3 separate regions of the Homo sapiens genome follow, and regions 1 and 2 are each linked to region 3. The links are chromatin contacts, found by Hi-C or POLR2A ChIA-PET in ENCODE. All regions are on one chromosome and are shown on one strand. Each heading gives the region's core, a stretch centred on a gene start or an enhancer-like site at or near the end of the contact. The rest is flanking DNA. Distances are from core to core; before and after follow the strand shown. Region 1 has its middle 24 kb from the start of MACROH2A1. Region 2 holds the start of DCANP1 (dendritic cell associated nuclear protein 1). Region 3 overlaps PITX1-AS1 (PITX1 antisense RNA 1).

What was found. A loop is a pair of places that touch in the nucleus more often than their neighbours do. ChIA-PET counts read pairs that join two places held with the same protein, here RNA polymerase II (POLR2A). Pooled maps may share reads with other maps.
Region 1: a loop to region 3 is called in a pooled map, with 2.1 times the contacts of the local background. The contact joins two enhancer-like sites. A Hi-C loop is called at or near these places in 1 of 168 maps with a recorded cell type or tissue (gastrocnemius medialis) and 7 of 50 pooled maps. POLR2A ChIA-PET finds 5 or more read pairs at or near these places in 1 of 52 experiments (Caco-2).
Region 2: a map with no recorded cell type shows a loop between it and region 3 (3-fold over the local background). The contact joins the promoter of DCANP1 here to the enhancer-like site in region 3. A Hi-C loop is called at or near these places in 1 of 168 maps with a recorded cell type or tissue (gastrocnemius medialis), 1 of 37 single-sample maps with no recorded cell type and 1 of 50 pooled maps.

What each region holds. Positions count from the first base shown.
Region 1 is chr5:135,421,513-135,424,692 of GRCh38, forward strand. No RefSeq gene overlaps it. Among named protein-coding and RNA genes, the nearest start is that of MACROH2A1, 24 kb to the left of the region's middle. Within about 2 kb of position 1,804, at least 2 of the 41 ENCODE cell types and tissues checked have a DNase peak (open chromatin) inside an H3K27ac peak, as active enhancers do.
Region 2 is chr5:135,445,790-135,449,086 of GRCh38, forward strand. DCANP1 (dendritic cell associated nuclear protein 1) reads right to left here and starts at 1,559. Exons shown (of 1, transcript NM_130848.3): 1 at 1-1,559. The coding sequence starts at 1,319. The coding sequence ends at 585. It overlaps TIFAB (TIFA inhibitor), which reads right to left. Exons shown (of 2, transcript NM_001099221.2): 2 at 1-3,297.
Region 3 is chr5:135,054,250-135,057,522 of GRCh38, forward strand. All of the region lies in intron 2 of PITX1-AS1 (PITX1 antisense RNA 1), which reads left to right. Among named protein-coding and RNA genes, the nearest start is that of EPIST, 16 kb to the left of the region's middle. Within about 2 kb of position 1,367, at least 4 of the 41 ENCODE cell types and tissues checked have a DNase peak (open chromatin) inside an H3K27ac peak, as active enhancers do; they include gastrocnemius medialis, where a contact is called at or near this core.

The DNA.
Region 1 (3,180 bases), core at 554-3,053, 370 kb after region 3:
TCTGGGTTTACTGTATCCCATAGGTTTTAGTATGTTGTATTTTTATTGTTATTCAGTTAGTTTCTTCTTTCCACTGTGATTTCTTCTTTGACCCATGATTTACTTAGAAGTATATTGCTTAATTTCCAAATATTTGAGGATTTTCTAGTAACTTTGTTATTTATTTCTAGCTTAATGCCACTGTGGGTAGAGAATATCTTCTGTGTGATTCCAGTTTTTTGAAATCTGTTTAAATTTGCTTTGCGGCTTAATGTATGTTCAATATTGGCAAATTTTCATGTGCAGTTAAAAAGAATGTATATTTATTCTTTCACTGCTGGGAGGTCATACTCTAGATATGTTGATTAGATCAACTTTTTAATCATATTGTTCAAATCTTCTAAATGCTTGCTTATTATTTTCTGCTTGTTTTATCAATTACTGAGAGAAATGTATTTAAATCTTCGCCCATTTAATTGTAGATTTGTCTTTCCTTTTAGTTTTGTGAATTTTGCTTTTTATATTTTGAACCTATGAAGTGCATACAAATTGGGAATTGTTGTATATTTGTGGTAGATTGATCCTTTAAACATACATTACTCCTTTTTATCTCTAGTAATGCTTTGTTTTAAAGTCCCCTTAGCTACATCAACCTTTTAAAAATTAATGTTTGAATTAAATTTTTTTTACCCAGTTATTTTAAAGTAATTCTGTATCCTTATATTTAAGTATATATTTAAAGCAGGTTTTGGTTGTCAGTGCTATTGTATCTAATCTAATTACACTTTTATTTTGAGCACTTTCTTCATTTATGCTTAATTTTATAACGTATTTGGGTTTCAGCATTATAACTTACTCTTTATTTTCTACTTGTTTCACCTCTTTTAAGCTCGACTTCCTTTCTTACTCCTTTTTGTATTATTTTTATATTATATTATTATAGCTTTCTTCTTTATTAGTCATTAGTTACATTCTACTGGTGATGAACCTAGAGATTACAGTATGCATTTTTGATTTATTAAAATCTAATATAAATGAATATTTTTACAATTTTCCAGACAATGCAAGGATTTTAGAACATCCTAGCTCCATTTATTCCCTTTGTGTGCTATTATTGTTGCATATTTTAATTACATGCATAATTGTATATGCTTATATTTATTAAGATTTAATATGTAAATAATTTAATTAATAATTTATAATTAAATCATATTATAACAAATAACACATGTATTATGATTTAATATATAAATCATAATACATGTGTTATTTGTTATAATATGATTTAATTATAAATAATATCAAACATATTTATAATCCCCCCAAGACGTTATTATTGATGTTTTCAACAGTGAAAATTTATTTGGATTTACCTGTTTATCTTATTTTTAAATCAAAGTTTTATTTTAAATAGTTTTGAACTTACAGAAAAGTTGAAAAGATAGTACAGAGAGTTCCATGTATATTGGACCCAACTTCCCCCATGGTTAAAAATTTACATTATTATGGCACATTTGTAACAACTAAGAAAACAGCATTGGTGCATAACTCTTAACTAACCTCCGTACTTTCTTTGGATTTCATTAGTTTTCCCTAATGCTCTTTTTCTGCCATATCATATTCAGCCTTTGTGTCTCCTTAGGCTTCTTTGGTCTGTGACAATCTCTGACTTTCTTTGTTTCTCCAAATTCTCAGACCTTGAGAGTTTTGAGGAGTACTGGTGGTTTGTAGAATGTCCCTCAGTTTGGGTTTATCTGATGTTTTTCTCATGGTTGGGGGAAGAAGACCAGAGGTGAAGTGCCAGTCTTATCACATCATATCAAGGTACACGCCATCAACATGACTCATCACTGATTATCCCAGGGCTGAGATAGTGCTGGCGAGGTTTCTCCTCCATAAAGCGAGTGTTTTCCGCCTCTTTGTACTCTATTTTTAGGAAGCAACTCAATGAGCATGGCTTACATTTGAAAGTGGAGAGGAGAGTGAAGTCCACCTCCTGGAGCAGGGAGTAGCTACATAAATTATTTGGAATTCCTTGATTTATTTATTCAATAATTTGTATCAGTATGGCTTCATGGATATGTATTTTACACTTGGGGTTATAATCCAATACTGTAATTTCATGTTGCTGAAATTGTTCCAGATTTAGCTGTTGAGAGCTCTTGCGGGTTGGCTCTTGAGTCATGTCCCTATGGTTTTGCTTTTTTTGAGCACTTCCTTATTTTCTGGTACTACAGGATGAGCTTCAGGCCCAGCCTTAGAATCAGCCATTTCTCCAAAGATCCCTGCGTGCTTTTACCAGAAACCAAGATTAGGGCACTGGGCATCCTCACTGTTGCTAGAACATCATCGCTCCTAGGCCCTCTCAGTAGACAGAGCTAGGAAGTATATGTACATATGTAATAACCCACATATATATTTATATACATACATGTCTGCAATTATTTCTGTCTCTCTCCATCTGTATCTATTTTAAGCTACTCATGAGTTCATACTGCTGTCTGCACTAATCTACAACCACATGCTTCATTCCAGCCTTCCCCACATGCGTCTCTGCAACCTCTAGCTCTAACAGTGGGAAACCTGGCTTCCACCCCCTCTCTCTGTTTCATTTACTCATTTGTTCATTCCCATCATATATGTGCAGCAGGTTCAGAATTGTTAACCTATATCCCTGTGAGGAACAGCTTCACTAGTAAAGTTTCTTATTTCTGCGCAGTTCCTTTTGTCATTAATCTTGCAGTTTCCAATCAAAACACCATTTTCCAAACATTTTGATATTTCTTTGTCATAAATATTTTGCATTAATTTTGATTTTTAAAATATTGCAATTATAGATTATTTATGACAAGTATTAAGTTTTTTTTGAGCCCCCTTGCATTTTGCACCCAGAGGGAGTCCCTCACTGGACTTTATCTTAGTCTTGCCTTTCCAGGGGCAGATCTCCATAATCCAATCAGAGATTGAAATGATTTAATATTGGAAGCTAGATTTGGCTAGAGTTGGTCTAGTTCTGGTCCACTCGTTGTATCAAATACCTCTTACATTCTTTCTCAGATCCTATGAGTTTCGCCTGTCTTTAGGGCTATTGGTTACCTGTTCAGCCCTGGCCAACACAAGGGTTACTGACTCTGAAAAAGGCATTCAAGTCAGCATTATTCTAACACATGAGTCTGCTGTGAAGTGTCTCTGGCTTCCCCT
Region 2 (3,297 bases), core at 309-2,808, 390 kb after region 3:
TATGGAGCATTTGCAAGTCTCCCTCGAGGGGAGCCCGTGTCTCTCACGGACAGCTTGGCAAGATTCACATTCTTGGAAAAGCAGAGGAATGCGAGGGTTAAAATACCTTAAAGGGCAAGGAGATGATTTCTAGATTTCCAGACAATGTCTCAGAGAATTGTAGTGCTCTGGGGTATGCCTGAATGTAACTAATGTAGCTCCTTTTGTGCCTGAGTGTAGACTGGGTCCATGTGCCTACATGCATTCAGTTCCTCCCACCAAACTGGACAGTGATAGCTAACCCTGTTGACCCTTATGTCTGGGTGCCTTAAATTTGTGATGCCTCAAACTGACCTTCACAATGACTCTAAGGAGGTAAGTACTGTGAACTTTCCCGTTTTCTACAAGAAGAAACTGTGGCACGGAGAGATTCAGTTACTTGTCCAGGATCACAGAACTATAGTAAGTGGGGGTGGGGACAAGAATTCTAACCCAGGCAGCAGTCTGACCAGAGGGCCCTAGCTGGGAGCAGCGTTCATGTGCACTGTATGTTCGTGTTTAGTGTATGTCTGTGCATACTTGCGTGTGTGCACACGCACACATGTTCACTCAGGCACGTGGGCTGCCCTGCGGTGGGAGCTGAGAGAATGCAGTGGAGGTTGTTGGGAGGAACTCACCCGCCTGCTCTGGCTGTCTGAGCAGGTGAGGGATAGTGATATCAAGTGCGAAGACCAGGCCCTGAAGCCAGCCTGACGGTTCCAGCTGTTAGGAGAAAGTGAAGGTGGGTGCCATGGATCTGATGATTTCAGTGATTTTCTACTCAAGAAAAATGAAGTCTCGGATGGGCAGAGCTTAACTGCCTTAAAAACTTGGTACAGGGCAAGGTGTGAGTTTCCCGGTGAGACTGTGTGAACTGTGAACGGGTAGAGTCTGAAACTACAAACCAGATGTTTCCGGGCTCCCTCCCGCCTGGTCTGGCCTGTCTTCCTTCTGCTGCTATGCAGTTCATCCTGGGTCCCTGAGGGCCTCGCAGATGCTTCACTCGAAAGATTGGAGTTGCAGAGTCCCCTGTGGAGGAATTGAACTGCCCCCTCTCGCAGGACCCCAGCTGGCAAGGTTTTGTTCCTCCCTGGAGGGTAGAGACCCTCACTGAGGCCCTGGAGAGGGGCACTCAGGGGCAGCAGCTCATTCCCAAAGTTCTCTGGTGGAGCTGGGGAGTGGCACCCTGGGAACTCTGGGGTTTCCCCACCAGCTCCTCTCTCCAGTCTTTGGTGTCCAGGTACAGTCTCCAGGCCGTGGCTTCTCGAGTTCTGTATGTGGGTTGCTGCTCCGTAATGCATAGTTGGGGGACCATTTTGGTCAGTGACAGATCACTGCTGCTTTTCATCAGACCAAAATACATGTGGCTTCTTCTCCTTGCCAGCCCTACCAGGGCATCTCCCATTATACTAACCCTGCCTATTGGACCTTCTGATGCAAGGAGCAGATTAAAATCCCCTCCCTGTTGCCTACCAGGTCCGTGGCTACAACTAAATCCCTAGTTGGGGAATCACAGAGCACAGGTAAGCCCTTGGGTTCTGGAGCCAGCTTACTGGGGTGTGAGTCTTCCTTAGCTCCGTGTGGATGGTGAGCCCTCCTCTCTCAGGTCTCATGATAGTAGCTAACCCTTATTAAGTGTGTGCTGGGCACTGATTGAATGCTTTACAGGTGTCACCTTCTAAGACCCTCGTAACTCTAGCAGGTAGTACTATTATCTTACCCATTTTCCAGCGGGAGAAATAGAGGCAAGAGCAGACTAAATCACTTGCCCAAATCGCATAGCTACTGATGGTGTGATGTTGGGCAAGATATGTAACCTTTCCAAGTCTCAGTTTCCTTATCTGTTAAGTGCAGTTAATACACACAGCACCTAGCAGAGTGCTAAGCACATGGTAGGCACTCAACAGGCAAGGCCACTTAACAAGAGAATGTGAGCCCAGCTGGAGGAGAGAGAAAAATACAATGACTATAGCACTAATCATAGTAGTGATCAAATAAGTAATGCACTCCTGAATGCTTGACTTTCCTGAGTGCAAGGTAAACTCCCTGAGGGAGTTTGCCTTATTCACTTCTGGTTCAGTTCCGTGGCTTTGCACAGATCTGGCACAAGGTGGGTGCTTGGTGAAGGTTTGCTGAATGAATGAGGAACTGCTTTGGGGGTCCCAAGGGGTCATTCACAGCATCAGAGAGCCCCTTCCTAGCAGCCCTGCTCTCCCTGCCTTGTGGCTGTGATCTGAGTGTTTTTGCTTCATCCCTATTGGAGAGGAAGCTTCCCACACCAGGGCAAGCCTGGGTCTTGCCCACCTCTGTTTTCCTGATGGAGAAGATGCTCAGGGCCTGTGAGTGAAGTTGGACCTCCTTGTAGCTTGCCCTGGGTGCAAAACGATCATCCTTTTGGGCAGAAAACAGAAATTGTTGACAGCTACAGACCCAGAGATTCGAGTCAGCCAGGGGAACAGGGCTGTGCCCTTGGTGCCTCAGATTCCCTGGAGAGTGGGGTCTGGGATCATGGTGACCATGTAGATCCCTCCCTGCATCACACTAGTGAACGTTGTTTCTAAACCACACTCTCCCCTTCTCAGCATGGCGTGGCAAATAGCTGCTGCCCTTGTTCACCGAGAAAATCCTCCTGCCCTTGGCGTACCTGGCTCCTAACGAGTCCCTTATTTGGAAGGAATTCCCCCACCCCCATTGGTGTGTGACTCACCCTGAGCGAAATAACTGCTGGGCTGAGTTCTTACACAAACCCCCACCCCATCCCCTCATTCCCTAAAGACCTTGCCCTCAAGTCAACCAAGGCCTTGATCCAGAAGTGACAGAGAATGCGGAGTGTGAGGATGAGGATGATAAGGGGGACAATGAATTTCCAGGCAGGCCCAGCTCCCAGCTCCCATCCTCAGGAAACCCTGAGCCCTGCCTGCATCCTTTCCAGAAATGTGAGTCCCACCTTTCCAATTTCCTCTTACACCTCGTCTATATTTCCCACCCCCACGTCTGCATGACAGCGTGGCGTGCATGTGGCCCATCTGGGGATCAGGGAATCCTATTGGGTATGCCAGCTTAATGAAATACTTGCAGTTTATTACACTCAGGCTTTCCTAAGCCCCGCGTGCCTGTGGGTATTTGAAAGCTGAAGGTAACCCCAAGCTACCACAAATGTAATTGTTACATGTGTCCACGCATTCCTGGTGCAACCTCAAACTCCTGCTCTTAAGCAGCACACAAAATGAACCACATAAAGTAACTCCTAGTCAGACAACAGGGAGAAATGTGTGGAAA
Region 3 (3,273 bases), core at 117-2,616:
CCGGCAAGAGGGGCTGACGTCGGACCAGAGACAGCTTATTTACACTGAGCCTGGAGTTTAGTTTCTCTGCTGGGACATGCAAAGGCAATTCGATTCTTGGCCAAGTTGCTTTATGGGTTGATGGCTTAGGTCTGTTGTCATAATTTGGGTCATCAGTTAACCTTGCTGGGGAGGGATAGCACCCCTCAAGGGGATCATTTCCTGGGTGTGTGTACAGCAGGGTGAACCGGGGGAAAGGTGGAGATGTAGGAGAGGTCTTTGGGGCTATTCAAAGGATGTGATCAATGGGTTTCACATTGACCCCTAATTTAAGCCTCACATACACTGGAGTAGCAGCACGTCTGAGTCCCTGGGGCCTGGGACTTGATTCCTCCCTGTATCTCTTGGATGCTTTGGCTAGTTTAGGGGAAAGGAACCATGGGGCAGACTTGCACTGAAGAGATTCATGTGGTTGCAGTGCTAGACAGGCAGGCTTTATAGACACTGGATTCCTTGGGAGAGAAATTATCCCAGGAATGAGCAGACTGTGGCTGTAAGGAGCCACGGCCAGTGCAGGCAGAGGTGTGTGAGGTTGCTATCAAAAGCTAGCCTGTGGTTTGGCTTTTTGGGGAGCAGCAGGCAATCTGTATCAGGGCCTTACAATATGCTTCTCTTGGTGACCCATTTATTCCATTGGCTAAAATCTATCCTGAGGAAATCGTCATAGATGGGGACAAAGATTCATGCACCTGGATGTTCACTGCAGTGTTATTTATAATAGCAAAACAAGGAACAGGTTAAATGTTCAACAGTAGGAAATTTTTATTACATTAATTATGGCATCTCAATAAAATGGAATACTATAAATTGACTCAATTAATGTATATAAAGAATGTTTTATGATTTGCAAAAATGATGCTAAGTAGGAGAAAGAAATATTTTATAAATTGTCTGTAAAGTATGTTTTCTGTTGTATAAAACACAGCAGAATGTAAGTGAGTTAGCTCAGATGGTGGGGTTCTGATTGTTTAATTCCCTGACCTCTTCATGGAATATATTTTCAGTTTCTACTATATTACTTTTCAGCCTCAGGAAATATTATTGAATAAATAAACAAGAATCAAAGTTTACACTTCTTTGGTGGTCCCTACCCTTCTCCAGACCTCAGTTTCCCTGGGCCTAAGAGGAGATGCTGGGCCACTCTTGTTCTGCCCTGGCTTGAGTCCTGGGCTAGGAGGAATGATCCTCTGAGCCAGTGCTGGCAATGTGCCTGTGATCACCATGTCCTGGGTCTAATGGGCCACCTAATTTTAGTGCATGCTGGGGCAGCTGCCTAAGTGTGGCCCCAGCTGCCAGGCAGACGGTCAGGGCAGTGTTGGCAGCATCGGCAACCTCTCTGCCAGGCTGGTGAGGTCAGAGCACAGCTTGGGACCCGGCTGGGTAAGTCACAGAGCCGTGGAGGAATTCTCCAGTGTACATGACACAGAACATCACAGCCTGCATTTGGAAAGAAATCCACTAGCCTGGATCCTTGGATTGAGCAGACGGGAAGGGGGTGCCTTTGGGGAGTGAGGGAGAGGAAAGGCCTGCATGCTTTAAGTGCTCAGTGTTATTTTCCTGGAATTCCAGAAGTCACTGTGCTCTCAGGGTTCCCAATTTATGGCTTGAACTTGTCTCTGAGCCCAATTCCATTTGTCAACTGGGGACTTGCATGGAGACATGAACGTTTCCCTGAAAGGTCTTGGCTGAGGGCATCTTCTGATAGTGGGCAGCTGTGGGCACTGTGTCCTTCGCCAGAATAGCTGGAGTGTAAGGTCTTCAGGGGTGTGAGCTTGAGAACATCTCTACCAGGAAGATGGTTGAAGGGCAAATGGAGGGCAGGGCTCGGTTGGTGAGGGAAGATGGGGATGCTCTGGCCTCCTCCCTGGTCTCCTGCCTTCAGCTTTGTGTCACTTGCTTTGCAAGTCAAGCCACCTTTCTAAACCCAGCTCTTATTTGTCACCCTCACCCTCACCCCCGTCTTGGCTCTGCAGAGGCCATTAATAAAGCCAAGACCCCTGACTGTGGTGTTCAAGATCTTTGCCTAACTTGACCTCAACCTATTTTCCTGCTTTTTTGCTCACATACTCCCTACCTTAGCTAAACCATAGCCTGTGCCTTCTCTATTCTTGAACACACCATACATTCTCATTTCCCTTAGGCTGAAATTTTCTTCTGTGACTCTACCTCAGTTTAGTCACTGTTTATTTATGGAACACCTACTATGGGACTGGGCAAGACTCACCAGACAAACTCCTATTCAACCCTCAAGACCCAAATGTCTTTTGGTCTGACATGCCCTCATCAGCATGACCTCCTAGGTCATCCCATCTCTACTGATGATGATGTTTTATATCTCGTATTCTTGGAGTGTTTTGTCTGCTTTTCCCACTGGGCCTTGGTAACTTTCCTCTGGGCTCCTGGCGCAAGGCATAATTTTCTCTAAATAGCTGTTGGGTGTCGTCATACGGAGAAGAGTCATTAGTGAATGCCGACAAAGCAAGTGAAAGGATCTATTCCCTGGAGTTGTAAGGACATGGGATAATGATAGTAAATAGTGTCAGTTTACACTTACCAAGCACGTACCATGTGCCAGGCACTGTACCAGGTGCTTTCCATGCATTAACACATCTAGTCCTCCTCGACCCAAGAGATCGGTGTGGTTACCCCCTCATGTTACAGACAAGGAAACTGAGGCACAGGCAAGTTAAGACACTTGTTCAGGCTTATGTAGCCAGTAAGCAGATGAGCTGGGATTTGAACCTATGCAGCCAGGCTCTCAAACTTGCACAATATTTCTTCTTTCCTACTAGGCACAGCAGAGATATTTGGCCCCTGGGAAGTGAAGGACACCCCCGTACCTGGTGGGTCCTGGCGCCGATGGTTGTTGGCAACCTTGCACAGGTGCATGGTGTAGGGGTGGTCGGGGATGTCCTCAGGGGGTCAGGGCTTTCCTGGAGCTATCCTAGTGATGTACTCAGGCATATTTTTACATCTCCTTCCCTTACCCCCACTGCCTGCCATGCAGGGGTTGGCAGTCCCCTCTCCTTTGCCTCTCCATTTGCCTCTGCATTTATTGTACTTGCAGTTATGATGCACTTACTGCCCAGGCACTGGGGATGTAGTGGTCCCTGCCTCAGTGGAGCATGGTCTCGTCAGCTGGCATGGCTTTCACATTATTTTAATCCTACATTGCAGGTCTGGCACAGATCCCAGGTGGTGCCCACCCCTGCTTGCATTTATCTCAAGCTCTGG